Regions from separate parts of the Homo sapiens genome. Here all the other regions are linked to region 1. The links are chromatin loops, found by intact Hi-C in ENCODE. Cell type or tissue: HCT116. All regions are shown on one strand.

Region 1 (5,000 bases):
ATAAATTTGAGATTGTCTTTTCTAGATTTGTTTTACAAATGAAACTTAAAGTACCCAAATCTGGATATATTGATAAAGGGATTTATGCTCATTTATTTATTCATTAATTCAGTAGATACTTATTGAGCGTCTACTATGTGCCATGAACTGTTCTAGTGCCTGGGATACATCAGTGAGCAGGCGAGACCAGGTCACTGCCTCCTGAAGCTTTCATCGTAATGGGAAAGACAATAAACGAAGAGATGCAAATATGATCATAGACGAGAGTGATGAGTACTGTGAATAAAATGGACTATAGGTGAGGGGCTAGACAGTGACGGAAATTTCTGTTTTAGGTAGAGGGGCCAGGAAAGGCCTTTTGGATAAGGTGACATTGAGCAGAGAGGCATAAATGAACTGAAGAGGTAGGAATGTAGTTCTTTGGGATGAGAGCGTCCCAGGCTGAGGAAACAACAAATACAAAGACCTTGGAGTAGAAATGTACATGTTTGTTAAAGAAAAACAAGGAGGCCATGCTTAGGGCTTAGTGAATGGAGCAGAAGTGGGAGAGATGAGATCACGGAGGTAGTCAAGGGCCAGTTCACGTAGGGCTTTGAAGGCCATGGCAAAAGCTTGGATTTTATTCTAAATTCAATGGGGGAGTCAGGGGAGAATCTTGAGTAGGAGTGTGACATCATCTGACTTCAGGATCCTTTACATAAACAAATTATTGTCAGGAAAATAGCAAGCCTGATGGGTTGATTCCATTTCAGATGTGAAGTTATGACTCAGACAGCCTTGCATTTGAATCCTGACTCTATTTCTTAAGGTTTTGTAACTGGGCAAAATGCTTAAATTTTGTACACTTCTCCTTTTTCATCCTTAAAATGGTGGAGTAATAAGAAGATCCACCTATGGGGCTGTTGTGAGGATTAAGTGAACTTTTCCTGAAGTGCTGTTGCACAGGCAGGCACATCTACTGAGAAGTGCCTGGGGGTGTGCTCTTATCAGACGGGAGCAGTGGCTGCTCTAAGGCTAGAAGTCAGGTCCCCTAATTCCCTGTGGCATCCCTTGCTCCACCCCCACCCCATACCACCTGCTGCTAAAGAGATGCTTTTCTCCATGAACCGGGATGGGAGGGCCTCTGAGGGACCAGAGGGGTCAAGGATGTGATCAAAATGCCAGCCAAGCAAGATAACTCCGACAGTGGCTTTCAGGATTTTCTGCAATTTATCCTCACAGGGAGAGATGATAATGAGATTGTGCTGTGTCTCTCCCATATAGTGCTGTGTACCCAGCAGGCTCTGGATAAATATTTGTTGAGGATGAGAATCCTTCAAAGTGATTATTGTCTCTACTGAAAGATACTGTATTCTAAACTCCCACTAATTTGAATTATTTTAATTTATATACATTAGTAGTTTGTATGAATGAAGAGTTGGAAATAAGTAACTTACTTGGGAACTTTATAGAAAATAGATGATTATCTAACTTAGGCCTATTAGGATATCATTAATTAATTTGCCTCATTTTATTTTACTTGTTCATATGTATCTTCTGTTAAAATGTTATTTGTACAGCAACTAAAAGTCGTGAAATAATTATTTCCAAATGAATTGAGTTTTCATTAATTTTGAGAAGACATTCTAGCCCTTAACATTTGGAATGAATTACATTTAATTACATTATTCAGTTGTACAACTTAGCTTCCCAAATAGTGCCTGTGCCTGAGGCTGAAGTATAGACATAGTATGTAGTGGGATGAAGATTGTAGGAGGGTTTTTTCTCAGACCCAGAATTGCCTAGAACAGTTGCAGGGCAATAAACAGAAAAAGGGGGTTCTTGCTTAAAGAGTAGATCAGCTCTGAAGTTCTGGGCTGTCCTCCCCACCCCTGTCATATCAGCTCTTCTGGCAAATGATGCTAATCCCTTTCCCACAATTACTTATGACCCCCGATGAAGTCTGTGATCTCAGAAGCCCTTGGTTCCAATGGAAAAAGTAACATGGTGGTGGTCATGGAGAGAGGTTTGCACGTGGAAGACGGTAAAAGCAGACCTTTTTTCAAAGGCTTGTAAAAGAGTGGATTAAAGATTAACTGCTATGGGGCACACAAACTTGAACAAGTTGTGACTCAAACATTTGTACCGACTTTGACCTTTTGCCCAGGAGAGGGCAGTAACATGCTAACATTTAAGCTTTTCCAGTTGTCCTTAGCAGACACTGCGCTGCGGGAGCCAGCATAGAATTAGTCACAGTTGGGCCTCATTTTCATTCTCACCTGATCAGCTTTCAATCTTATGTTTAGTTGTTTTCAGCCTTCGGCTACCATGGTTTGCACACACGTAGATCTAGAAGTGACACTTTTCATTTGTCCTTAGGACGCTAACAGACTGGAAATCTGCAGTGATGGTCCCCTGGGTTTGATGCTGTGAATGCTGCATGCCTCGGCCACCACTTCCCTGTGGGTCCAGTTTAAGGGCAGTTTATGCCGATCTACCTCAGCCACTGAGGTGGCTGTCCTGTCCCCAACTTCTCTAGACTATCAAGTCATGCTCCCCACAGTTTATATCCTCCATCCTACCCCACAGAATTTTACACCTCAGACTCAGAAACAAAAGGTCACACCCAATCCCGTTCCTCACCTGGCTTTGAAATCAGAGCATCATTGTGATTTTTTTCTTGTCCCTTTGTCCATCTTCACAGCAGGAGGGTTTGGCAACCTGCCTCAGCCTTATCATGCATATGACTGGAGTTGTCAGCTTTTCTTCTGGGACAACTTTCTGGCTGCAAGGTTTGTGGGGAGCTGTGTGCTAGTTACAGGCATTTTTAGCTTTTGACCAGGTTCAATGTGGGAACATAAAGGAGTATCAAAATACTAAAAATAGAAGGCAATGAAATATAAGCTAATTCTCAATATCTAGCAGTACTGTTTTGGTCATTCTTGGTAACTGGCCCAGCTCTATCCAACGGCCACAGAGAGTGTGAATCCCCTGTCTACCCACCCTCCTATCTACCTCCTACCTACTGTGTGTGTGTGTGTGTGTGTGAACATATGTGTGTCTGCTTTCCCTGGGGAAGCTAGTGGGGCACTAGCATAAATAATAATGGTTAGTGAAAGAAAATGTGGGAAATGAAGGGAAATTGGAGAGAGGGTTAATGTGAATTGGAGCCCCAAAGTCCCTGTAAGGTGTGTGGAGAGTCCCCTAGTTTCAATCATCATGTTGGAAGGTGTGTGGAGAGCATGGGTGATTGTGGGGTATATGTCAGGGTGGGGCAGGGAGGGAGAGAGATAATACAGAGATGGAACACTCATCCGTTACAGAATGGCTTATTTAGCAAAGTGGTTCTAGGATTTTAGTGAAATGTAAATTTCACCCCTGCTCCCTTTTTTTCTACCAGCCAGGCCACCTGTTATTTCCCATGGTTGAGTGTTTAATGATTTCCAGCCATAGGGCTTCCCTGGCTTCTCCTGGGAGCTTGCTTCACACTCTGTTGAGTTGAAATGTTTCTTGATATTCAGCCTACACTTCCCTTTGCTCAATTTCACCCCATTATCTCCTAGTTACACCCCTTGTATTACCCTCATAAATCAATCTTTTCTCCCACTTCGTCATTTTGGTAGTTTGGAGACTTATCTGTTTGCATGTGTACGTGTGTGTGCGTGTGTGTGTGTGTGCGCCAAGGAGATGAGTTGGAGGACAAACGGCAAGGTAAGAAATAAAAACCGCTGGGGAATAATGCCTTCAGGCTGAGCTATGTGGAATTCTTTAAAGGTGAGAAGGTTTCCTTATTCTGCTTTTCCATAAATCATAAAGCAGTCTGAGGTAAAGCCCATCAAAATGGATCTAAGTAACTGTAAATTGTATTGTTTTCCCAGATGCTGTGGGTGTAAGTGGCATCAGGGCACTGAGGGGTGAATGGGATGGAACAGACTCAAAAGGCAGGCCCTATTGCAAAATATTTAAGTCTTGGTTTCACTTATAATGGTGAAACTGTAAATATCTCAGTGGACTGGTAAAAATTAGCAATAGAATCTACAGATTGCAAACTCTTTTCTCCACATATTCATAAGCTTGCAATACAAATACCACTGGACCATGGACCTGCACTTACAGGTTTACAGGTCACTGTGGTTACTTCCCAGCTCCTGCCTTGATGCCGTACCTAATGCACAGGCACACTCAACCCTTTCTAGTTTTGTATTCTGTGTACTTTCTGTGGGCTGGATATGTTTCTTGGATTAAAAACTGTATCAGTCCATTTTGTGTTGTTATAAACGACCTGAGACTGGGTAATTTATAAAGAAAATTTGGCTCATGGTTCTGCAGGCTGTACAAGAAGCATTTTAACCAGCCTGGGCAACATGGTGAAACCCCACCTCTACTAAAAATGATACAAAAATTAACTGGGCATGGTGGTGTGCACCCAGCTACTCAGGAGGCTGAACTGGGAGGATTACTTGAGCCTAGGAGGAAGAGGTTGCAGTGAGCCAAAATTGCACTACTGCACTCTAGCCTGGGTGACAGACTAAGACCTTGTCTCAAAAAGGAAAAAAAAAAAAAAAAAAAAAAGCACGGTGCAGGCATCTGTCTTTCTGGTGAGAGCCTCATGAAACCTTCAATCATAGTAGAAGGTGAAGGGGAAACAGGCGTGTTATGTGGCAACAGAAGGAGCAAGGGAGAGGGAGGGGAGGCATGCCATGCTCTTTTAAACAACCAGATCTCCTGTGAACCACAGCAGGGAGAACTCACTCATTACCTGGGGAAAGGCACCAAACCATTCATGAAAGATTCAGCCCCCTGACCCAAACACCTCACATCAAGCCCCACCTCCAACACTGGGGATCACATTTCTATGAGATTTGGAAGGGATAAACATCCAAACCATATCAAGAATGTATTTTGTGTTTTTGAACTTCCCTGATCCACAGCAGAATTTTAAAAACTAGATTTTTATAGATAACTAAACGCTACTGAAGATCAACAAAGTTGATTAGTAACAATAATAATGATATTGGATG
Region 2 (5,000 bases), 690 kb after region 1:
CCAGCAAAGTCATGGCCAGAGATAACATCTGCTTATAGAATCCCAGGGAGTTTTATTGACTTCACAAGAAAGATAAGCAGCACAATGGCTCACACACTCACAGGAGAGTAAACTTTCTCACAATTCATAGAAATCCCCTCTCTATATTATAACAGTGCTCAAATTTCCTGCCCAACTCCCCCTCCTCATCTTCATCATAGTTGCCCACATCCCATAATAGTAAGAGGGGGTTTTACCAAGAGTATGGAAATAGCATTTGTGGGTGCTTGCCCTCAAGAATTCTCTCCCCTGAGGGTGTCACCCTCTTTCCTCGGCTTTGATATACGGTGATATGCAGCCCCAGGCAACCGGCCCCAGCAGGCTCTGGGACTCCCCATTTGGTTTGGCTCCAAGGGCATGTCTGGTGAGGTACCACGCAGCAGTGGTCAGGGCACTGCTCCTGGGCTCTTGGGCTGTAAGGCCAGAGCAACAGCTTTCAGAGGTGAGAAAGTCATAGGCCAAGGAAGAACAGGCGATGTGCTACAAGAGGAAGGAGGGAGGCTGTGGCGCCTTCTCTCTGGGCAGCTGCTGTCTGAACAGCAGACAGGGGTTTAAACATAGGCTATAGCCACACAGAGCCCATCCCTCCCCCTGCCTCTCATTCTCCTGGCCAGGCAGTCTTGGCTTCACTCTCTTTCTTAATCTCCCCCAGCTGCAGACTGCCTCTTCCTGCCCTGGAGCAACTGCCTCCATCTCTGGCAAGCCCCTACCATCAAGAAAGGTGGGAAACACTTGCCCTCCCTGTCCCCAGCCCCTTGCCCAGTCACCCTCACTTACAACCCCTTTATTTAGCCAAAACCCATTTCCCCTGCTTATAAGAAAAGGGAGGGGTGTTTCTGAGATTACACACCAGGCCCTTCCTCTCAGATATAAATGTTCTTCCCAAGATCCCAAATCTTTACATCAAGAATAGATCCAGCTTAGCAGAAATGGGGACGATAAAGGATTTCAGTTCTAAATCACAGTATGTTCTAAGACACAAGGGCATGCATGACATCACCAATAATTCAGATATTAGATAAATATTTGCCAGACAAGAGCCACTGTCCTGAGGAACAAAGGGGAAGAGGAATGATATGAGGCATGGAGTTTGTCACTGAATTTATTTCCCTCTTTCACTGGTGCTCAGTTCAGCCCACCCCAGTTGTATACCTATGTTCCCCCTTAAGCCCCCTCAATAGGCTGTTTTTCACACCTCCGAAGATATTCGGCTTTATGGGGTGCCCTTGAGGCTTTGAGGTTCAGTGACAGCTGCAACTGTTGTGCCCAGATCTCCCCCTCATATCCTGGTCCTCAGCTCTGGGTTTCTTAGGAAATTCACTTCCAGGCAGGGAGTTCCCCAGACCTCTGCTTTTCCTTCCTCTCCCTCCTGCGTCCACACTGAGGCTATTTCACTGCTTATCAGCACTTCAGATGGGGGATATGAAGGAGTCAGTGTGAAAATCTGATTAGTCATTTTGGCTATTTTTTCTGGAAGCTGTAGTAAAAGATGGGTTGCAAAAGAAAGAAAAGCTATTAGCTATTGAAATCTGTGTGTTTCAATTAACCTTATCCCTCACAGATAATTGAGAATTGACAATAATGTTAGTTTCTTTGCAACCTTCTTTAAAAAATTTTTTTTTCATTTCTGATACCATCTTCACGTGGCGTTGACCAAGGCCCATAAACAATTTGTGCCTTCTTGGTCAGCACCAAGAGCTCAAAGCTTGGCAAGTGAGCCCACGACGGAAGAACTCAAAGGCCTCAGGGGCCCCGGGGCAGTGAAGGTCACCTTCTCCTCCCTCCACTGTGTTCTCTTTGTGCCCAAGTGTGCCAACATGGGTGCCAGGTTATTCCAGCCTGCCAGTTCCCACTCCTCCTGCCCAGGTTCATGCTGCGCCCCCTCCACCAGCTCAGACTGGCCTCTCTTGCCTCTGAGCACACCTTACCCTCCACAGCTCTTAACTGCTTTCTTCCTTCTGGGTCCCTGCCTGATACCTGATGCGTTTCCAAAACCCAGATCCCCAAGGTTTATCTCAAGTCCAGGAGCACCTCAAAGACCTCATGGCAAAGCCAGGTAGAATTGCTCAGCACCCTCCACCACAACCTCACCCAGTCCTCTGGGTGAATAATATGGGCACGCCTGGTTGCTCCCAGAGCCTAAATAGGCACGGAAGGCAAGGAGGGCGGCAGCCATGTGTCCTGGGACCAGGCCCACTTGGCTTCCAACAACTGCTTAGCTCTGTCCACAAGTTAAGTCAGCCTCAGTTTCCTCTTCAGTAAAATTTTGAGACTGAAAATAGAATCTACTTCCTAGATTTATTTTGAAACCTAAATGAGTTGATGAAGGTAAAGTACTTGGCACAGGGCCAGGCAGGAAATCAGTTCTGGGTGTGCAATGATGACCACCACCGTTAGCAACGTCCCCACAGTCCCAGGCAGCCTGGGCCAGCTCTAGGAGGGCCTCTGGTGCTACACTCCGCTGGAAGAGCCCCAAGGCTGAGAGGCTTCTACCTAGGTGCTTTTTTGGGATTTTTAGTAAAACATCGCTTACAGTTTTTATACAGATTCCCCTCTCTCCCCTGCAAGATGCAGAGCTGTGTTCCAGGGGGTCATGAGCCACTTCCTGGCTATTCGCACAATGAGCACTCAGTGATCCAGGCCCCAGCTGCTCCTGGTCTAGCTCGGTAGCAGCTCCATCTTCCCATGGGATGAATTCCTCCCTGGAGGATCCTCCATTCTTATGCAAATAGCTACTGGGAGCTCTGGCTCCTCGAGTTTTTTGACGTTCCCAAACAAGTCTGAATGCACTTAAGACAGAAAGCGGGTGTCTCCTCCCACCTTAATTACAATTAGAATGAAATTATGTTCACTTCAAAATTAACATTTCACACTTTTGCAACCATCAGAACTCCGACCACTGCCACCGTTCGGGTCCTCCCTCCCCTTCTCCTCCCTGCCGCCTCCTCTCCCTTTGTCCCGTGACTCAGCTCCCTGCTTCCCTGCCCTGACTTCCCCTACCCTTCCAGGTTTTGCAGGCAGCGCCATCTGCTGGACGCAGGCTCAGCTGCACCTTCCTCCTCCCGGCGAGGCAAGGGGGTGCCAGGAGCTGGCCTAGGATAGATGGCTCCTCCCCCACTGGTAACACTGCACTTGCTGGGTAATTCTGCCGCAGTTCTGCAGTGGTTTATATTTTATATTCAAAAAAAAAAAAAACAACAAGGCGAACATTGTAAGAGAAGAGTGAAGGGCCGAAGATAAACAAGACCTATAAATTAGGGAAAATAAATTCAATCTTAGACAGTTTTTTGCCTTAGAAATGTGAAGTGTTAGCAGTGATGACTGCACGTTTACACTTCTTTTTTCATCTTTTTTTTCTTTTAAGTAACCTTTCGTGAGAAAGTGTCAGCTTTATAATTTTATATAATAGTAAACCTTTTGCCTTGGTATAAAAATAATTAGAGGCCCTTCCTAAGTAAAAGACACAAAAAGACAAAAACCCTGCTAGTGATGTCTAGAAGTAGACTTGGGTTCCTCTCCCAGTGAGAAGGTCTTGTTATTATAGAAAAGACATGTTATAGACAATGGATTCCTTTTTCACTGGCTCCCAGGAAAAAAAAAAAAAATCAAGACTGGTATCCCAGCTACCCTGTTAACTTAAAATCCCTACTGAAGAGTAAATCACCTAAGGGAAGTGCTTTTTTTCTGAAAAGACATTTCTAGTGAAATTTTTCTCTTAGTGGTGTTGAATTTATTATTTGTAGAATGCTGTCCTTTGTATCTAACTAATTATAGTACAAGTGATTTTAAGTCATCAAAATAAAATGCAAGCTAACAGTTACTGAACGCTTACTAAAATACATGATTTTAAAATCTGTATATGTCTTAGTTTATTTAATCCTTACAGCTCAAGATGGTGGAACTACTGTTATCCCCATTTTAAAGTTAGGGAAACTGAGATACAGACAGAATTAATAGTCCGGTCCAAGCTTGCACAGAATATGTGAAGCTGTCTAAATGGCCCCAGGAGGTGAGTTTACCCATTACTATACTCTGACTTATAATAGATTAACATCTCCAAGGTGACATATCTGTGAAAATAAACGAACCATTCTAACTCCACAGCTCTGTTAAATTAAGTTTGGCCTAAAGCTGTCTCTGTACATATTTTAAGTTTGGCCTAAATTTGCCTTTGACTTGTGTGGCAGCCCCTTGCTAATTGCCTGAACTTGGGCATGATTCTTACATTCTGAAAGCTTGTTTTCTTTTAAAATCAATCATGTGAAAGCAACAATAATAATTACAAAAGGAGCCATTCTTTGTACATAATGAACTGTAACCTAACTTGATGTGCATACGTAAACACACTGTAACCTACTCTTGTAAGAGGTAACTAAGTCTCAGCCAACCACAGGCAGCCAACTGTTCAAAGCAGGTTCAAATAAGGCAAATGCCCAGCTGTAGCCAATCCAGCTGTTTCTGTCCTCACTTCCGTTGTATGGCACTTTCCTTTTTCTGTGAATACCGGGAGTCGCTCTGAACCTATTCTGGTTCTGAGAGCTGCCCAATTCACGAATCTTTCTTTGCCCAATTAAACTCTGTTAAATTTGTCTAAAGTGTTTCTTTCCACAGCTCCTTCTGGTCCTCGACTTTTCTATCCATCCACCTAGCCATCCATAAGCTTTATCCTAATCCTAAACATGTGAGTTAAGCAGATGAATGAATATATAGATGTGGAAGAGAAACAGAAATAGAGAGAGATAGAGAAACATTGTGCGCATACAGAGAGAGAAACAGAGAGCATGTGTGTGTATCTATATATAGAGAGAGACAGAACATGTGAAGCAAGGGACAGGCAGCAAATGAGGAGATTTTGATTCAGGATTCTTAACCTTGAGTGTGTGGGGTCCATGAACATCTTAGGATTATATGCAAAGTGTCACATTTATATGCATTTTTCTGGGGAAAGAGTCCTTAGCTAT
Region 3 (5,000 bases), 78 kb after region 1:
CAATGAAAGGAGATAAGGTCCTTGAATTGCAGTATCTAGCCTCTTCTAAGACAGGTTACGTGATGTAGATCCTATTTTAACATGCTCTTTCTTTGTGTTTGCAGGGAGTCGACGAGTTGAAGATGAAGCCCAGAGCGGAGTGCTGTTCTCCCAAGTTCTGGTTGGTGTTGGCCGTCCTGGCCGTGTCAGGCAGCAGAGCTCGTTCTCAGAAGAGCCCCCCCAGCATTGGCATTGCTGTCATCCTCGTGGGCACTTCCGACGAGGTGGCCATCAAGGATGCCCACGAGAAAGATGATTTCCACCATCTCTCCGTGGTACCCCGGGTGGAACTGGTAGCCATGAATGAGACCGACCCAAAGAGCATCATCACCCGCATCTGTGATCTCATGTCTGACCGGAAGATCCAGGGGGTGGTGTTTGCTGATGACACAGACCAGGAAGCCATCGCCCAGATCCTCGATTTCATTTCAGCACAGACTCTCACCCCCATCCTGGGCATCCACGGGGGCTCCTCTATGATAATGGCAGATAAGGTAAAAAGGGGCTGCAGGGAGAAGGGCCTGAGGGTTTGTGCTGAGGACTAAACCATGCATTTGTTTTCCTGTAAAACTTGATTGTTAATGATGGAAGGTAACCAGATTGCATTGACAGCGTGGATAGGCCAGCAATTAATCCTTTTTTTTTCTCTCTCTCTCTTTGAGACAGAGTTTTGCTCTTGTCAGCCAGGCTGGAGTGCAATGATGCCATCTCGGCTCACTGCAACCTCCACTTCCCAGGTTCAAGTGATTCTCCTGCCTCAGCCTCCCGAGTAGCTGGGATTACAGGCGCCTGCCACCACACCCAGCTAATTTTTGTATTTTTAGTAGAGACAGGGCTTCAGCATGTTGACCAGGTTGGTCTCAAACTCCTTACCTCAGGTGATCCACCTGCCTCAGCCTCCCACAGCGCTGGGATTACAGGCGTGAGCCACCGTGCATGCTTAGCAATCTGTTAAAGATGAAAGTGAGGGAAAGGTGCTGGTATCTAGAAACTCCTATAGTTTTGAAAAGGTTTTTGTGTCCACTTGTTTGTAAATGGACTCACTGAAATGACTAAGGGATGTTGACGCTTGTAGCTCTGGGATACCTTTTCTTCAAATAGGTATATGAAAGGCATACTCTGTTATTCTTTGGCAATACGTGTTCTCCCCCATACTGTTTTCAAGACTATAAAAAGAAAAATCCCTCAAGGCAGGTGATTTCTCTACTTGAAGATACAAATGTCATAGGGAAATAATTCTTGCCAAGGTATTAACGCTCATCACACATATTGATCTGCACATCCAGATGGATTTTAATCCGTGGAACCTGTAGCAACACATTTTTCCCCATGCTTAGATTTGAAGGCAATTGGGTGCACATTAAAATCACCTGAAGAGCTTTCAACACTGCTGATGCCTGAGTCCCACCCCTCGGGATTCTGATTATTGGCCTGGGCTTCGGGAGTCTTAAAAGCTCCCCAGGTGATTCTAGAGTGCAGTTAAGATTGACAACCACTGCTTTAAATCTCCAACAAATCCTAGCCTCTCCTGCGTTAATGTTAGGCTAATTGTCATATGACTAATTGCCACTTGACACTGGGGCTTATTCCCTAACTGCAGAAAAAAGCGTTTTATTCTGCTTTGGGTTGTTTTGTTTTTACATACTATCAGTTATTCAGTTATTTTCCTTGCTTTACTGATTATTGTTCATTACTTAGATACAGCACTTAGTACATATGCACTGTCCTTTGCAGCCAGCCATTCACGTCTTAGAATAGTTAGTTTCACCACAAGTGCTACGTTTATCATTTTTCATCATTTTGGGTTTCTACTATTGTCATTGTCATACTTTTTATCACCACATTCAAACCTGCCTTTAGTTTTGTACTTAAAAGACATGCTTTCGGGTTAATAATGTTTGTAAACACCTTAAAACCTAGCACAGACACCACAAGCATGCTGCCTGGCTAGTTGACAACCTCCGCAGTGGAGCAGCTGAGCCGAGACTAAAGGAACCTTGCATGACCGTTACCGCCACCTGTCGGCAGCAGGCAGAGATGACTAGCTTCTGCTTCAGAGCTTCCCTTCAGTCTAGGAAAGGTCAAGTTAAAAGTGTTAAGTGAAGACATTCCAGTATCATATGAGAAACATATTCTTCCATTTACGTGGGTGCAGGTACAGATGTTAGAAAATAGGCACTAGCACAAATAGCCCATGCTAAGGGAAGTGGGAAAAATAAGCAAAATGGAAAATGTAGACTGCTGTGGCAGAACCCGTTGAGTTGTGCTTCAGGTAGATTTTTCTTTTTTTCAAATATGATTGTCCTTAGCAAATTATATTTTATTTTAACAGTGGCAATTTGAGGGCACAATTTTGCTTTGAAAGAATTCTGATATGGTTAAGAGCGAATTTTAAAATTACCATGAATAAGTACATATCTACTTTGAGAGCACAACAGGTAAAAATGATTTTTTTCTCATGTGGGCTGTTGTGCAACCTATATTATTTCTCCCTGGTAGAAAAAGTTATGCCTAAACTAGCTGATTGCTTCTCTCTGGTACCTTTTACAAATCCACAACATCATTATACAAATATAAGGTAACTTGCAGAGCATGCAGAGAGACTGAACTCTTTTTTTCGCTGATGTATCTTAGGGGCTTTGAGAGTGTTCCCCATATGCTAGGCGCTTAGTGCTGTGTATGTACTATCTTATTTAATACTCTTAACCAGTTAGCGACCTAAGTGATATTATTTAATCTTTATCTTACAGATGGGGAAACTGAGGCTCAGAGAGGTTAAGTAACATATCCAAAATGCTACAGCTCTTAAGTGGAAGCCAGGATTTTAACATTGGTTGCTAGCTTCAAAGGCTGTGTACTCTCTTGTCTCTCAAGAAAATGACTGGTTAAGGTCTCATATATCTTACTACCCTTCACTTTCTCCCTTGTTAGATGGCATTGTGGGGGATGTCATCTGACTGAAAGTGATCTATTACATGATTTATAATCAGGCAATACTGGAGTCTAACTACAAGAGAACATAACAAGGGTATGAAATGGTGGAGCGCTTAAGTGTAGCACAGTTCCATAGAGGACCCACTGGCTACTGCCTTCCAGGAGTAAATAGGAGAACTGACACCAGTAAAGTGAATTCTTCTAGGTCACTGTAATGAGACCTCCTCTCATCACTTTCCCCTTGCTCCTTCCTTCATTGCTACCACACCCAAATATTCCATCATGTCTTTCTCTCCGCCAAATAAGGAGGTAGGTGGGCAGTGACTTTTAGATGCTTTTCTAAAATAGCGTAAATATCTGACTTTTGACCTGGAAAGAATAGTTTCTAAAAGGTAAGCAGCAAGAGGGAAAAGAAGAAAGAAAAAGATCCAGTAATGGAGATCCTGGAAAGTTGGAGGCTCAGCCCCAGGCGTTCGATGCTGAATGGGTGGTGGCAGGAGCTACCTGGAGAGAGAGTGCCAGCAGCAAACTTCCCAGCAGCCATGCAGAGGAATGTTTGGGGGCTTAACAGATTTGCATAAAGGCCAATAAAAAGAGTCCCCAAATCTCAGAGAAAAAAGCCTTTGGGACAAATTTCAAAGATAAAACACCTCAAAACTAAGGCCAGGTTTTTTTTTTGTTTTGTTTTGTTTTTTTAATAGAAGTTTATTTTTAAGTACCATGACCATATTTTACAAACATAGAATGGGGACACACAGTTGGACAACTATTAATCAACAACAGGGGAATAGGACAAAAAACATTTGAAAGTGGAACTGATGCAGTAAATCTAAGACATGTAGCTTGGCCACACTGAAGGCTCATAGTAATCGTCTGAAGGATGATCAATAAGCCTTCTATTTTGTTCTCCCCTTCTCGGAGACAGGTAATTGTCAGTCTGTTTTAACTTAAGTTTTTGTTGTTAGTTTATTTCCAATAAAACCCACTTATTAAGTGCTCTTGTGGATGATTGCATTACAGGGATAAAGTTTGTATTCAAGAAGTTTTTGATGCTGGAAGGACAGCATTCTTCTGAAGACTTTTGACAACAGCACAGACACAGTTCAGCAGTTCAGCACCTCGTCAAATAGCATGTGCTCACTTTTTTGCATATGCTAATTAATCAGTAAGAACATTAATTAGCACTCTGCTTTCCCAAAGAGGAAATGAGCTTTATATTATGGTGGAAAGAAGCACGGGGGCTAGCTGAGTAGGGCTATTAAAAAATCAGAATTTAGAGTCCAAGCTGGATTCGGGCATCACTTCCTAAATGTTAGAATCAGGACAAGTCACCAATCCCTGACTCTCAACGTTTGTTTCCTTGCCTGTATAATGGGGATACTAATATGTTGATTACAGGGTTGTCGAGGATTAAATGAGGTGATACATGGCAAGTGCTTCACTGAAGTGTCCAGCCTAACATTCAGCAGGTGAAGCTGAAGGCCATGTGGAGCAGTTTGAAGGGAGTGAGAGTGTATCATGATGCAGGAAAAGAATGAGAATCGAAAAGCAGCATGGACCATTGTAGAAAAAACTCTAAATTGGAGACCACCCAAGAAGGGCATATGGTTGAAAGGTGAAAATCTGGGGGAAGGCTCTGAAGTGTGAGGTGGGAGTCTTGGTCTCACCCCACCAGGGAAGCTGAGGCTCACAAGTAGTATGGAAGCCTGCTGCAGCCACACGGGGTCCCTTAAAGAAAATCTCTAACCTGGAAAGAACTGCTAGGTGCTTGTAACAGAGACTGTTTCGAATAGTAATGGAGAATGTTTAAAAATGTATGAGGTGCTTTTTGGCAGTTCCCCACCTGAGTATAAAGAGCCTATTTTATTTTGCCTTGTTATAATTGCTTTTATTCTCCCTGAGATCCTGGATTTAAGATGCCCATCTGAATCCAAATAATGAACTGAAGCTAGATGTATTTCCATTTATTTCTAGGAGGTTTTTCTACTGATTGTCTGAAATCTTCCCTGGGTTTTCAGATTTTAGCT
Region 4 (5,000 bases), 660 kb after region 1:
GACTGACGATGCAGGAGAAAAAGGGAGTAATGAGGAAGAAAAGTCCTTGAGAAAGGCAGAGTGGAGGAAAGCCAGTTTTGCTTTCTTATAATATAAACAGGAAGGAAGGGAATTTTTTTCCATACTAAGAGGAGGAAAAGAGAAAATGGGTACACTGGGTACACACAGGTTCATGTGTAGACCAGGTGGTTGGGAGAAAAGGGAGTTCTCCTCCAATCATTCCCATTTCTCAGTGAAGTGTGATAGGAGATCATCAGCTGTGATGGGGAGTGATGGAGGGGCAGAGGTGGGAAGAGGGTGTTGAGGAGCAAGTGTAAAGCCTCTCCTCATGGTGTCTCACACTCTCTGCTCCAGTGTGGCAGCCCAAAGTCAGGCCCTGACTGTCTCCATCTGTACTACCACAACAGCCCCCCAAACCTTCCATGCCCAGCTGCCAACCCCCAGCACCTCAATCCCTTATCTACCCATCCTTTGAAGAAATATCCCTAAACCACTGATATGATTTGCATCTGTGTCCCCACCCAAATCTTGTAATTAATCCTCAGTGTTGGAGGAAAGGGCTTGTGGGAGGTGGTTGGATCATGGAGGAGGACTTCTCTCTTGTTGTTCTTGTGATAGACTTCTCCCAAGTTCTGCTTGTTTAATGGTGTATAGCACCTCTCCCCCAGCTCCCCACCCCACTCTCTATTTCCTGCCAGCCATATGAAGATGTGCCTGCTTTCCCTTTGCCTTCTGCCATGATCGTAAGCTTCCTGAGGTCTCCCCAGAAGCAGAAGCCTGTACAACCTGCAGAACAGTGAGCCAATTAAACTTCTTTTCATTATAAATTATCCAGTCCCAGATATGTCTTTACAGCAGTGTGAGAATGAACTAATACAACCACAGATTTGTTGTGCCATGAAAACCTTTGATGGGCTTTGCAGTCCAAAGACCAATGCACTAACTCCTCATTTGGGCTCTAGGGTTCTCCATTTTCTGGTCTAACTTTTGCAGGCTTGTGCCCAAAACATCCTCTTCTCCTCTACCTTCTATGGAGCCACTGCAGCCTACTCATGGCTCTCTCCAACTGCTGTGGCATCTGTCACTTTTATGTCTTTGTTCAAGCTTTTCTCTGTCACTGGCCTGCCTTCCTCCTTCTTGCAGAAGTCCTACCCATTCTTCAAGATCCAACTCAAATCCCACTTATTTCACCAAACTGATCAGATCTCTCTCCCCCCCCCATAGTATCTTATCCCTTTAGAACTTATTATAAAAGATCCAAGCATGACTTGTATTATAAGCACATGCATAGGAATGTCTATATGTGTGCTTGTGTCTGTCTCTAAGGAAAGAAGAAAGGAAGGAAGGGAAGAAGGGATGAAAGGGAGAGGCAGATGGAGAAAGAGGAAGGAAAAGTGGAGGCGCATCGTGGGCCCCTGGTGTTTCACCTCAATGGTTTGAGTAAAAGGGCTCAACAGTGTTGCCCAGGAGTGGCAAGCGTCTCGGAGCCACAGCTTCTCCCGGGCGCACCTGCGGGTCTCAGGGCTGACAAGCCCTTTCCCCTCCCCTCTGTTCCCGCTCCCCCTTTCTTCCCCTAGTGCCTCCATCTTAGTTGCCCAGTAATTGCATCAAATCTGAAGAAGCAGATCCGTCTCTAAAAAGGGCAGTGGGAGGGAATTGCGCTGCTCTTTTCAGAGATGAGAATTGAGAGAAATAGGGCAGAGAGATGAAAATGTAATGTTGAAAAATTCATGCTAGAGGAAGCACGTGCTGGCCCTCCCCTGCTCTGCCTCCCATCTGATAAGCTTCTGGCAGAGGCCTGGCTTTCCAGGCACATGAGAAGACCATGGGAGGTTTGGCCAAATCTGTCTGAGGGTGACCTGAGAACTGGCAGGGGTCTGGGGAGTGCCCACGCGTGTGCAGGGACAGAGCTGCCACTTGGCTTCTAGGGGCCTGTGTTGTCGAGGGGCTGGGGTCAGTAAGAGGGCAGGGGAGGGAGAGGAGGTGTCCTCCCGATCTACATCAAGAGCTGCCCCTCTACGCCACCTCCCGCCACTCCTGATGAATTCAGGCCTGGCAGGCACTGCTGTCCACAGACTCACAGGTCCCGTATGTTTAGGAATCCTGGGAGGCAAGGCTCGACCCTGGGCCAGGCGAGCAGCTGGCCTCGCTGCACTTCGTTGAGCACTGTGTGCTCTGAGCCTAGGGCGGGAGAGTTGAGGTGGCCCGGCTCTAGTGGCCCGAAAAGGCCCGGTCTCATTCCCAGCCCTAGTCTCTGACTCCCCTCGGAAAGCACTGCAGAGGCTGCGGCCTGATTAATGCTGCGCGCTAATATGTACAGGAGACCGGCTTGCGATTCCCGGCCAGCGGCCCCTGCTCCCCTGCACAGAGGCGGCGCCAGCTGCTCGACTGCGACCCCTGGCGGCCGCTGGAGGCACTCTCTGCGGAGCTTCAAAATCGAATGGGCCGCTGGACACGAAGTCGAGGGAGTATTAAAAAAAAACAACAAAAAACGGGGTAAGAGCTATGCACCCCCAGATGGTGCAGGGTGGGAGGTGGAGAATGAAGGGGAAGCCAATTTTGCTTTCTTATAATATAAACAGGAAGGAAGGGAACAATCTGTTGGGGATGGTGGGGGCTGATGCAGGGTAATGGGAGGGGGAAGGTGGAAATGTGAAAATCTGTTTATAGTTGGAATGGAATATGTTTAATATGATGCTTACACAAAATAAGACTTATAAGTTTTTCTCTGTTCTGAACCGTTTCCCTCATCTTCATTTTAAGTAGCAAAAGAACTCTGACCTGTTTTTTCTCTTTCATATTCCCAAAGCAGGCTGTGTTTTCAAAGAGGCATTCATTCAAAGAAATAAAACATACTTTGGCTTCCTCCAGTGCCTTCAGTGAGCCTAAGTCCAAACAGTCAATATAATACCAGAGTTGACAGCCTGGACATTGGAGAGGGACAGTGTAAATTCAATACGTATCTATACGCTAACTATGTGACCTTGAGCAATTTGCTCAACCTCGCTGAACCTTCTTTTCCTTATTCAAAAAACAAAATATAAGCAAAACGCACTGCTAAGATTGTGGTGATAAGGAGAATCCTGCCTCATCTCTACTTCCAGGACAAAGAAGCCGTCTATTGTGGTTCTGCGTTCCCTTCCCTGGCAGGACCCCTTTGTGTTGTGACTGTGACAGACTCAGTTCATTAATAGTCAAGTGCCTATGAGTAGCAAGGGGATGAGTCCTCTGGGACTTTCCCTGACTCCTTCCCTTTCTTTCTCATCAGTTCACACAGCCCTCTAGCCCGTGTCTGCCATGCAAGACAACCAGGCATCACCCACAAAATGTTGCGTATGGTGTATGTGTGTTTAGTGTACAAGGGGTTTCTTGGCACAGAGCTGATCTTAGCTGAGGGTGGAGTCTGATGGCTTCAGCCAATTCTTAAAGGCTAGAGATCAGTGTCCTTCTCCTTGGTGTCAACATTGCAAATATGCAATTCTTTGATATGCGGCCTGCTAGTGGCTCCGGCTATGAAGAGGTTCTCCAAGTGGCTTCTCCCACTAGTGTAGTGGGAGAGGAGCAACATACACACAGGAAAAACTGAATAAGAAGTCATGATTCTAGACACCAATGTGTAAAGAAAGGGCCAGCTGAGGGGCTCACGGAGCACTATCAGCGATCAGAGGATAGGAAAACTCCCTCAGACAGAAGTTGAGGGCTCACCTGAGCCCCAAGAGCTACAGAAAGTGGTCCTGGTGCTGTGATGAAGTGGGCAAGCTCTTCCCTCTAATTCAGGGTGGAACACTGGAAGGGCATATCACAAGGTGTATCATCCATAAGGAGGAAGGAGAACATATGCAACACATCTGAATCTTCAAAGGTAATAGGCTCTTGAAGATGCCGGGCTGTCTTTAGCCCCAGATCTTGGGGCTTATTGCAGGGCATGACTCTTATCTAAAGGCTTCACCACGGAACCTCTGACTACTCAGTGACCTTCTTCTGGAGGACAAAACTGATTTGCAATTAAGTTCCTAGGGATGAGCAAGAGGAGAGAAGTCAGGGACCTGGTTATTCACAATTTTTTTGTCCATTTATTCATCAAGTCACTCACATAATCATCTATCCATCCATGTATCCATTCCATCTTTCATTCACTCACTATGTATTTTATATAGCAATTGTTATGTGCCCAGCCCAGTGTCCTGCGTTATGAGAAGTACAATTGTGTATCTCCTTTCCTTCTACCCTAAGGAAGATTCTACAATCCTCTACTCAGTGTTGAAGATTCTCCTCTTCTGTCCCACCCCATCTGGGGGAGCAGATGTCCTATGACATTCACACAGTTCATTCCGCCGCAGAAGCAGTGCCCTAACAGCGCTGATCCCACTGCTCTCAGCGAACCCTCTCATACTGGATCTAACTGTTTAGACATGACAGATCCACCCACCCACTTCCCAAAAGGACAAAGAAGATAGGACTCAGTGTGCTGGCCCCTTAGAATCAAATACCAGTATGTCAAGCTCTGCCTCATGTTTGCCTCTGACAACTGACCTGTGAGCTGGTTCCAGTCTCCACCTCACATGGGCCCCCTCCCTAGGTGTTCACCTAGAACCGTTCCAGTCGCCTTTTTTCCTCGCCTGCTGCCTCACTCCCACCCACTGCCTTTGTGGGATTTGTGACAATCTATGCTCTTTAAAATATTTTCTGGAGTGTATTTGTGTGTCTTTAGTGGTGGTGGAATGCTGTATAATTATCTCCCGATTCATCAGGCTCCTTAACAGGCAAATGCCTTTCTTTCCAATAAGTTTCTCTGGCTGAGGCACCAATAGGCCTTGTTGCTACGGAAACCAGAACGTTTCTTTCTCTATTTTAATGGTATGTTGAAAGTGCGGCGTGCATGTGCATGCACACATATGGTGGCTGCTGGTCTTTTCAGCTCTTTTTTCCTTCCCTACCTCTGCTGACCTGTCTGGCATTTTCCCGACCTCACATGTTTCAGGACGTCCCTCTCATCCACA
Region 5 (5,000 bases), 200 kb after region 1:
TAACACCATTTGGGGAGAAATGTCATCTACGCCCCAGAAAGCATATACCCTGCATAAAAATCCCTGTATAGCAAAAAAGCATAGTCATTGTTAAGTCATCAATAAGAGCTTAAATTATATCGATTATCTTAGGTATAAAAAGTCAGAGAACTCTGTAATGCCTTTCTGAAATTTTCCATTAAAATGCTTCCTATAATCAAGAAAAAGCCTGTACTTTAAAATACTAAGCTTCAGCAATTTAGAAAATTTATTTTTAAAAAAGATTATTGAGTGAATACTATGTGCCAAGGGCTTTATATAGCATAATTTAAGCTTAAAAGTATTGTACAGGGATATGATTGCCTCCAATTTTTAGATAAACTGAGATTGCCTGAGTGAGGTGGCTCACACCTGTAATTTCAGCACTTTGGGAGGCTGAGGCAGGTAGATCACTTGAGACCAGCTTGGGCAACATGGCAAAAACCCCGTCTTTATAAAATACAGAAATATTAAATTAGCCAGGCATGGTGGCATGCACCTGTAGTCCCAGCAACCTGGGAAGCTTAGGTGAGAATCACTTGGGCCCAGGAAGATAGAGGCTGCAGTGAGCCATGATCATGCCACTGCACTCCAGCCTGGGTGAAAGAGCAAGACCCTGTCTCAAAAAAATAAAACGAAAGCAACAACAAAAAACCCCAAACCCCCTGAGATCCAGAAAGATTAAGACTTTTGCTTACTTTGTGTTTCAAACTCAAATTTTTATGAATTCCAGGCGTACTTTGCCCCAGGTTATCCATCTTTCTATGTCCTTTGCTAAAGAGGTTGAGTGAATTAGGAATGACTCACATGTATATAAACATATCATTAACCTGTGGGACAGGGTGGTTTGGTAATAAAGAGTTTCCTGTCTGGGCGCGGTGGCTCACGCCTGTAATCCCAGCACTTTGGAAGGCCAAGGTGGGTGGATCATGAGGTCAGGAGTTCAAGAACAGCCTGGGCAAGATAGTGAAACCCTGTCTCTACTAAAAATACAAAAAAATTAGCCGGGCGTGGTGGCGGATGCCTGTAATCCCAGCTACTTGGGAGGCTGAGGCAGAGAATTGCTTGAACCCGGGAGGTGGAGGTTGCAGTGAGCTGAGATCACACCACTGCACTCACAGAGTGAGACTCCATCGCAATAAAATAAAATAAAATAAATAAATAGTTTACTTTCTTGGATTCTCTGCTATTTCTTGCCCTAAAGACTAGACCATGACACATCTAGAATCAGCCTGGGAGTGGCATCCAGGACACACATGGTAAAGACTTCCCACACTGAACCTGCTCATCTCACTCTCTGTCCTGAAGTGTGCCCATCTCTACTTGCTGGTCTTGCTCTGATCTTGCTGATACCTCCCTTTTCCTAATGGGAAGGAGGATTATTTTTTCTTATCCTATTCCCAAATCCTTTAACCCATAGAGGAAAAAACAACAACTTGTAGTCTTTGCATACCTGAAAAATCCTTGGAACTGAAGCGGGTGGAGACTTTCTGGTCTACAACCTGCCAAGGTTCAGGGAGATTACAGATGCATTGAAAATACTGTCAGGGACATGCAATAGAACAAAACAAGACCTTGGCCTCTGCCATGATTTACAAATGTCCTCCAGTACCACTATTCATTTTTGACAGGTCAGATAAATTTGGATTTGTTTAAGCCTTGTATTCAGCTGGAGATTGGAGAAAAGTTAAAAAAAAAAAAAAAGAAAATGCTATTAGAAATGAAAGAAACGGGACATGTGGGGCCCACTTTTCTGCACTTCACAAAATTACATTCATTCTTAATTCACTGAGTGACACATCCAGTAGGAATGTGGACCCCCTATTCTGTATGTACTGAACCCTGTGCCGGATGCCGGGAATACGGACAATACATAGCATTCATCTGATTGTCTTCACAAGGAGTGGAGTGTCCACAGATGCTTTTAGTTTGCTGTTTAGACTTATTTTTCTTGAAATATAAAGTGAATTGCCTAAAAGACTAGCAGAATGAGCTTCAGGAACGAAGAATTTCAGAATGTTAGTGAAAACCATCACGAATTTCCTGGTACCTCTGATCCAAGGCCATGGAGGATCCTTTCTGATAGAGACTAAGAGAGTGGAGTTCAGGAGAAAGGAACCATTCCAATATAGCTGATTCTAGTTTGATTCTCTAATCTCATTGTCTCAGTTTATTGGCCACCTGCAAACTCAAAACTTCATGAAAGAATATTCTTTAGGAATAGACCAGAGTCCCCTTCCCCCACGTGCATACACCCACACTTTGTGGGCTCACTCACTAAGTTTAAAAATAGGAACCATGGTGTTGCCATGACGCCCGGTGCTACTCAGCAGCGTTCCTTTTCCCTTTGATGTGATTCCTCTTCATAGCATGATTTAGTGAGAATCTGGCTCAGAGCGGCCTCTAGTGGCTCAATCCTTAGGGATGCGCTTCCTTCCCCAGCCCAGTTCCAAATTCAGCCCAGTTCCAAAATTAACCACCTTAGCCAAGTTGGACACTTGTGTGTTTAGAACCATTCTCCATGCAATCAGCTATTTTTTTTCAGAATCTTTCTCATCAGCCACAAGTATTACACCGGGGAGTACCTACTGAGTGCTCAGAAGTGTGCGGAACAGCCCAGGTATTCACCATCTCTCTGGCCAGGAGAGACCAGCATTACCCCAAACATTTGGTGAACAGTAGAGAGCAGTGGCAGGGAAGCTATGTGGTAGAGGCAGTAATGTTGAATAAAGTAATCCCAGTAAAATAGGTTGGTTAGGATCATCAGAAGTTAGCTTTTTTTTTCCTTTTCTTCTTTTTTTTTTTTTTTTTTTTTTTTTTTTGAGACGGAGTTTCACTCTTGTTGCCCAGGCTGGAGTGCAATGGTGCAATCTCAGCTCACCACAACCTCCGCCTCCTAGGTTCAGCGATTCTCCTGCCTCAGCCTCCCAAGTAGCTGGGTAGCATGCACCACCATGCCCGACTAATTTTGTATTTTTAGTAGAGACAGGGTTTTTCCATGTTGGTTAGGCTGGTCTCGAACTCCTGACCTCAGGTGATCTGCCTGTCTTGGCCTCCCAAAGTGCTGGGATTACAGGCGTGAGCCACCACACCTAGCCACATTTTTCTTTTTCAGATACAAGAGTCTTCTAAAGTGTATCAACTGATACTGACTCAACAGCCTCAGGGATGTATTGATGTGCTGACTTCCTCCCGTGCTGTCTTCACCATGTTTTCATTTTTCTGTGTTTTGAGTTCCTTGTGTCAGTGCTTCTCAGTCATGACTGCATGTTAAAATTTCCTGAGAAGCTTTAAGAAACTGTATACAGACCCCAAGGCCCCACCCAGCACACATTCTGATGTAGCTGCACTGGAAGAGGGTAAGGGCCCGGGAACAGACGTGTATTAAAAGCATCCAGGTTGATTCCTAAGGGCAGCCAGGAGTTGTAAATCACTGTTCTCCAGTCTCCTGTCATTTTTTTTTTACCTCGGTTATCAGAATAGGGTAAAATGCAATGATAGCATTCACATGCATTTGAACTTGGTGCTCTTGAAAGAATTCCTTCCTTTCATTCTTTCCTGACTAGTCTGAAAATTGTGATTTCCACTGGTGCTATGAACTTCAAAATTTGGAAAGGGTACAGGATATGAACATTTCATCATGGTGATCCTCTTGCAGGTGGTCATGATTTCCTAATTTGGTTTCTGTTCCTGTTGCTGGTACTTCATGAGTCTATTTTATGCAGAGGGATGAGTTTTCATCAGTAAAACTGGCAACATGAGCATCAAAACAAATTTGACTTTAAACAGCATTTCAATTCCTCTGTACATAGATTATAAACCCAAAAGAAACAGAACTTTGAAGTTTCAAATTTGATGTGTCGGCTGGCCTTGATGAGAAATTGATGCTTTGCTAAATTTTGGAGTACACAAGTGGTTTTAAAAATGAAAGTTATTAGCACTAGAAAGTGATGTTCTTTGTATTACTACACTGTTATTATATTTAATGAAATGGCTTTCTGAAGTACTGCAGATAAAAGGAAAAGCAGTGTTTAGAATAAGACACACAGGGTAAGTGCCAAGGTAAGAAAAGAAATGGTGGGTTGTCTTTATCTTACAGTGTTTCTCCTGGAGGCTGGGAGAGTCCTCCTTCAGGGGAACCAGTTGAGATGGAAAGGGTTTGTAGGTGGATGTGTAATGTGTGGCATTTTTGTGGTTCTGACCGAGCCCAATCTTGGCAATGTCTACTGTGGACAAGCAAGGCCAAGGTATAGCTTTGAAACTGTATTAAGAAAGAACATAATTTTTCAGAATTATGGGTAGGGTAATGTAATCTATCTGATTAAACACTTGGAAACTTTACGTTTGTCTAAAGGAATAAGAAGAAGAGGAGAAAGAAATGCTTATTACTATTGTTAAAGTGCTTTATGATTTCTGAGAAAAGAACCATGGCAGAACCTCCAGGTACACTTAACAAGTAGGAGATTATTAGGTAATTTTTATCATTGGCTTCAATCCCTTTCTTCCACTCATCCACCTATCTCTCTAGCATTTATCACAAAGGTGCCTGGATGAACAGACACCATTTTGTATCACGTCCTTAAGGTCATCGGACTTGAGTTTTGTGGAATGAGCAGGAAGAAATCAATCTAGAGTGCCTGTTCGCCAAACTTCAGATTTCACATTTAAGATATTATATGAACTTTCAGCCGGACACAGTGGTTCAAGCCTGTAATCCCAGCATTTTGGGAGGCTGAGGCAGGCAGATCACAAGGTCAGGAGATTGAGGCCATCCTGGCTAACACAGTGAAACCCTGTCTCTACTAAAAATACAAAAAATTAGCCAGGGGTGGTGTCAGGTGCCTGTAGTCCCAGCTACTCAGGAGGCTGAGGCAGGAGAATGGTGTGAACCTGGGAGGTGGAGCTTGCAGTGAGCCGAGATAGCGCCACTGCACTCCAGCCTGGGCAATAGAGAGAGACTCCATCTCAAAAAAAAGAAAAAA
Region 6 (5,000 bases), 580 kb after region 1:
TAAGAGTGGGGATGTGAATTGCTTTGGCCAGTGGCATATTGAGAACTCATGCAGGCAAAAACTTGAAATGTGCCTGCATAGCTGAGCAAGTTCTTTTGTGCTCCTGTCTTTTGCCATGAGAAGAGTATGGTATGCCTCATTTAGCACCTGGTTCATAAAGGATAAGAGACATTTGAAGAGGACCCAAGTACAACCTGAGCTTGTAAGCAAACCTTACGAGCTAGATGAGCTAAATCCCAGTCAACGTGCAAAAACGTAAGTGAAAGATGAAGGTTTATTGTTTTATGCACCTGAGTTTTAGGGTTATTTGTTTTGCAGCAACGGCTGACAGATACAGAAATTAGTACCAGAAGTGAGATGCTGCCATAAAACTTAAACTATTTGGTATTAATTTGGGGGCTGAGAAGTTTGCAATAAGGAGATTGTCATATAAGAATGAAAAATAGCGATCTGTCTTATGCAGTGCCAAATGATTTGGGAAAATATGGCCTGCAATATCTTACAAGTCAGAATATTTACCTAATAAACATTAGTGTTGATTGAGGAAGTTTTGAGGCAAATCATTGAAAGTGTGAGCTGATCGCTAGTAGCTGCATTTGATAAGGTACTACATGAAAGAGATTCAATCAGAAAAATACTAACTGGTTTGCAAGCAATATTTAAAGGAATATTATAGGCTTGGAAAATAAAAGTGCTAATTAATAAATCAAAGGTGTTGCCATTATGACCACAACCTCAGTCAGAGAAAAGGCCAAACCCAGGGTGCTTCCAATAAAACATGACTCAGGATAAAGATCAAATAAAAGGTATGGCTATAATACTTGCTTATACCTCTAAAGAGATGAAGGTAACATCTGCAGACCTTTTTAACTAAATAAAGGGACAACTAGAAAGCTTGAACATGATTCCATAAAAGCATATTTTGTTCAAATTTGCTGCAATTTAAGTCTAGAAAGACACAGACATGTATCAAAAAGTATGTGTATGTGACTTTTGGCACTGGTGTTGATAGAAATCAAATAAAAAACCAAGAAGGAACTTTCAAAGGGTAGAGCCAAAAACAGTGAGGAATGATGGATTTAGGATTACTTCCACAGACATCACCAGAGCCTAATGAAGAAACATTTTTACCACCAGTGTAGTGGAATCTGGTATTTGCCCACCAGGATTTCATAATTTCTAAGAACCAGTATCTATGTGCTATGTGATGGCAGTTCTTGCCCTTTTTAAATTAGAATGTTTATTGAGGCCGAGAGCCATGGCTCACGCCTGTAATCCCAGAATTTGGGGAGGCTAAGGCGGGTGTATCACCTGACGTCAGGAGTTCCAGACCAGCCTGACCAACATGGAGAAACTCTGTCTCTACTAAAAATACAAAATTAGCCGGGCATGGTGGCGCATGCCTATAATCCCAGCTACTCAGGAGGCTGAGGCAAGAGAATTGCTTGAACCCGGGAGGCAGAGGTTGCAGTGAGCCGAGATCGCGCCATTGCACTCCAGCCTGGGCAACAAGAGTGAAACTCCGTCTCAAAAACAAACAAACAAAAAAAAACAAAACAAAGAATTTTTACTGAAGTTAACCTGTTTCTCTTCCACCATTATATATTTGGATATGTGCAGAGTGGCGGTAGATAACAACTTGCCTTCTCGGTTCAAAAGTCTATGTATCAAGAGGAGTCGCATATTTGATGTAGATCCTAAGATCCTAGATTTCAAGTGTTATGCCATGATTTGATAAGACTTTGAGAACTCTTGGGATGGAAGTGAGAATATTTTGAGTATGGGAGGTATGTAGATATTTATAGATAGAAAGGAAATCTATGGCAAATTATTGTTCAGCCAATATTCACTTTCTGTCTCTTCCAACTTCTATGGGGAAAACACTTTTCTGTCTCGTTGTTGAACTTGGTCATATGCCTTTGGTCTATGGAATGTTTTGTAAACAGATATTTGAAATGTATTCCTATAGAGGGGCTTATTTTCTTACACTCTTGTCTTTTGCTATGAATATAGCATGCATGGAGTAGGCACTAAAAGGGCAAGATGAGAGGCTTGTAGACTTGGACCCAACCCACAGTTTGTAACCAAGCCCAGCCTAGATCAGCCAAATCTCAGCAGACCCGAAGATGGATAACCAAGAAATGAATGCTTATTTCTACATGCCACTTAAGTGGTGTTTTTGCACAGTAATAGACAAAGAAAGGTACAAACTTTATTTTTCAGATAAGTGGGAAAATACACATCTGAAACCAGCAGAGCCACAACTGTAGTTCATGCCAGAGCAGAGTCAGGGGTTACAATAAGAAAGGGAGAGTACAATGTTTTTGAGATGGCATCATACATACAAATTTACCTCCAGAGAGGATCCCATCCTGAGTTGAGAAATACTGAGAAAATATCTGAGACAGTAAATAAGACTACCGACAACTGGGAATTGAAAAAAAGGGTGCTTGAGAGGATATAGCTTCAAATGTGGCAGCATTGGGAAGGCACTGTTTCTGGGTGAGAAGAAGACAACCTGGAAAGGAAGGACTCTGTACCACTTATCAGCTTATTGTCTCCCAGCTCTGAATCCACCCTTTCCTATGCAGCTTTGTAATACTGAAGCCAGACCCTATAGACGTTTCTCCTTTGCCAGCTGGCACACAAGGCTTTATCAACAGAGGGTGCTGACATTACACTTCAAGGTGATCACCACATGAACACACTTCTCTTCCAGGTTCTAGCCTGCCATTTTTTATTCATCATTGCAGCCTAGTGGCCCTCATGAACCAGCTCTGGCTGTGCCCTCAGGCTACTCTGTCCCCACCTAGTGACCACTTGTGACACAGGCAATGGGCTCCTTCCTTGGAAACTCCAGCTGCGCCTTCAACGTTCTACCTGCCTGGCAGCTGATTGTTGGTGGCTTCCATGAGCCACAGCAGCTCCAGCTATAGCAGGCAACTAGATCGCCACTTGACCCAGGCCTTCCAGCAAGCTTTGTCATTATAGGTAGGCTGTATGTTCCTCTTTACAAAAGTCTAAATCTCAGGCTTGTGAGGATAAAGGTGCTTTTCCAAGTTCTTTGTTTCTTTGCTGCCACTTTCCCTCAGCCCAGAAGTAGTAGCTGGGTTTTTTTTTGAACATACTACTTTTCGATCTCTGAGAGTCCTGTTTAATCTTTTTAAATCTTCAACTATTACTAGTTAAGAATTCTTTATATTAGGCTTTCCATTTCTAATCACTGTTGCATTCTTTAGTTTTCTGACTGGACCCTGACCGATGTAGTGTCCTTTAGAGTGGCTTGGGAGTAAAGGGAAAGCAGGAAGGAAGTAGTTTAAAATAAAATTTCTACTGAAGTAATAGAAGACACAATCAGAAAACCAGGACCCTTCCTCTCCCCAAAGAGAGATCATTTATTCAAGAAAGTATACTGCACTGTAGAAAAGAAAAGAGACTTATCTCCTCTCACACCTTTATATAAACGTCTGTGGTTGCTTCTCTGGAAAAATTCCAAGGCATTTTAATGTAAATGGAAAATATCAGGAGACATCCAAGCAAAGCTAATATAAGAAGAAAATGGAAAGTGAACATAAAAACATCTCATTAAAAAAAAAAAAAACCCTTCCGAAATATCAACCAGGAAGCAGAGGAAAACTGTATGTAACACAATGCTCCAACATGAATTAAATATCATTAAAGTAGCATTTGTAGGAGAAAGGTACCCTTCAGCCAGAAATTTAAAACTTGTAATAGAAATTGGCAAAACTGAAAATGACATAAGATGAGAATCGGCTGAACTTGGGGAAAGAAAAGCGAAAAAAAGGACAGTCTTCTCAGAAATGAAGACTAGATTAGAAAGCACTCAAGTGAAAATAGATTTTTTTAATATATCACATAAAATTGAGATGGGAAAACAACCAAGAAAATGAAAATAAAATAAAGAATTAGGTAAAAGATATTAGAGAGAAAGTGATACGTAGAAGATAATAAAGGAAGACCCAATGTGTGTGTAATGGAGGCTTCAAAGAAGAAAAACAAGACAGTAAACCAGAATAAAATTTTAAAACTATAATGCAAGAAAACTTTCTAGAAATAGGAAAGAATTAAATTTATATATTGAAGAAACCTACGGTGTACCTTGAAAATTTTGACCCCAAATGGCTAGCACTAGGACAAACCTAGTAGAATTATTAAAACACTGAATTTAATTTTTTAAAACATCTGGAACTCCAGACAAAAAGATGTGGTCATTTAAAATTAATAGATACCAGATTAGCTTCCAACTTCTCAAAAGCAATATACAAACTAACTCAACAGCGAAACAGCATTTCAGATTACTCAAGAAACATAACATTGGTGAATTCTATTACAAGTAAACTTTATCTCAAGACACCAAATTTTCTCCCCCACCCCCAAAAAAATATAATTAAAAGGAAAGGTTAGTAAAAGATTCTGGGAGGATCAGAAGACAACAGCATGTTGTTTCAATCTTCCTGAATCTTCACACTAAAAGAAAACAAATAGATAGTAAAGCCAAACATTAATGGAGAACATGAGGAGAACCCCAAATAACCACAAGCATTAATCAGAAAGCTTGGCAGACCAATTTGAGAACAACAGCTAAAACTAGGAGTGATTTTCCCCTCCCTAATCATGGATGAGTACAAGTGAACTACAGTAAGATCCCAAGAGAACTGAAAAGGCTACCTTTTATAAATTCTCAAAACTGGCTAGGTAGGAATCCCTTCCAGGAGAGGACCTCAAACTAAAGATAAACTCCTGGAATGGAAGTAAAATTGAGCAGAATGGAAGCAAATAGGGAAAAAAATATCTAGATGAAATTAGAAAACATTAACAGCCAGGAGACCTCAGAAAGCAAACTGCTGTTTTTTTTAACACTATACAAAAGCACAGAAGAGGGAGCTTTGTGAATTTAGAAAACCTATCTTGACTCGAGCACAGCTTTTTCTAAAATTTCTGGGAAATGAATTTTATATAAATAAGAGTATGAGAAAAAG

Evidence for each region. Hi-C counts contacts between places; a loop is a spot of excess contacts. Peaks named below come from ENCODE experiments on the same cell type or tissue, not always from the same donor. Only the 100,000 strongest peaks of a DNase experiment are listed, where the experiment ranks them.
Region 2: it touches region 1 in a loop (7-fold over the local background); 7 of 110 quality-filtered maps call a loop at or near these places.
Region 3: it touches region 1 in a loop (5-fold over the local background); 17 of 110 quality-filtered maps call a loop at or near these places.
Region 4: a loop joins it to region 1, with 11 times the contacts of the local background. A loop is called at or near these places in 9 of 110 quality-filtered maps.
Region 5: a loop joins it to region 1, with 6 times the contacts of the local background. A loop is called at or near these places in 39 of 110 quality-filtered maps.
Region 6: it touches region 1 in a loop (4-fold over the local background); 7 of 110 quality-filtered maps call a loop at or near these places.

What each region holds. Positions count from the first base shown.
Region 1 is chr12:13,939,095-13,944,094 of GRCh38, reverse strand. The region is part of intron 2 of GRIN2B (glutamate ionotropic receptor NMDA type subunit 2B); the gene reads left to right. Among named protein-coding and RNA genes, the nearest start is that of GRIN2B, 40 kb to the left of the region's middle. In HCT116, a CTCF peak has its summit at 2,135 (motif pointing right); DNase peaks (open chromatin) are centred at 2,194 and 2,644; H3K4me3 peaks cover 558 bases; H3K27ac peaks cover 1,526 bases.
Region 2 is chr12:13,253,972-13,258,971 of GRCh38, reverse strand. No RefSeq gene overlaps it. Among named protein-coding and RNA genes, the nearest start is that of EMP1, 60 kb to the right of the region's middle. RefSeq lists enhancers at 1,337-2,203, 2,923-3,217. In HCT116, a CTCF peak has its summit at 3,069 (motif pointing left); a DNase peak (open chromatin) is centred at 3,061.
Region 3 is chr12:13,861,331-13,866,330 of GRCh38, reverse strand. It overlaps GRIN2B (glutamate ionotropic receptor NMDA type subunit 2B), which reads left to right. Exons shown (of 14, transcript NM_000834.5): 3 at 105-533. The coding sequence starts at 123. Among named protein-coding and RNA genes, the nearest start is that of GRIN2B, 120 kb to the left of the region's middle. In HCT116, a CTCF peak has its summit at 2,063 (motif pointing left); a DNase peak (open chromatin) is centred at 2,030.
Region 4 is chr12:13,275,744-13,280,743 of GRCh38, reverse strand. No RefSeq gene overlaps it. Among named protein-coding and RNA genes, the nearest start is that of EMP1, 82 kb to the right of the region's middle. In HCT116, a CTCF peak has its summit at 2,417 (motif pointing left); a DNase peak (open chromatin) is centred at 2,423; H3K27ac peaks cover 434 bases.
Region 5 is chr12:13,737,215-13,742,214 of GRCh38, reverse strand. All of the region lies in intron 4 of GRIN2B (glutamate ionotropic receptor NMDA type subunit 2B), which reads left to right. Among named protein-coding and RNA genes, the nearest start is that of GRIN2B, 240 kb to the left of the region's middle. In HCT116, a CTCF peak has its summit at 2,438 (motif pointing left); a DNase peak (open chromatin) is centred at 2,414.
Region 6 is chr12:13,360,240-13,365,239 of GRCh38, reverse strand. No RefSeq gene overlaps it. Among named protein-coding and RNA genes, the nearest start is that of LINC01559, 14 kb to the left of the region's middle. RefSeq lists an enhancer at 2,651-2,750. In HCT116, a CTCF peak has its summit at 2,815 (motif pointing left); a DNase peak (open chromatin) is centred at 2,799.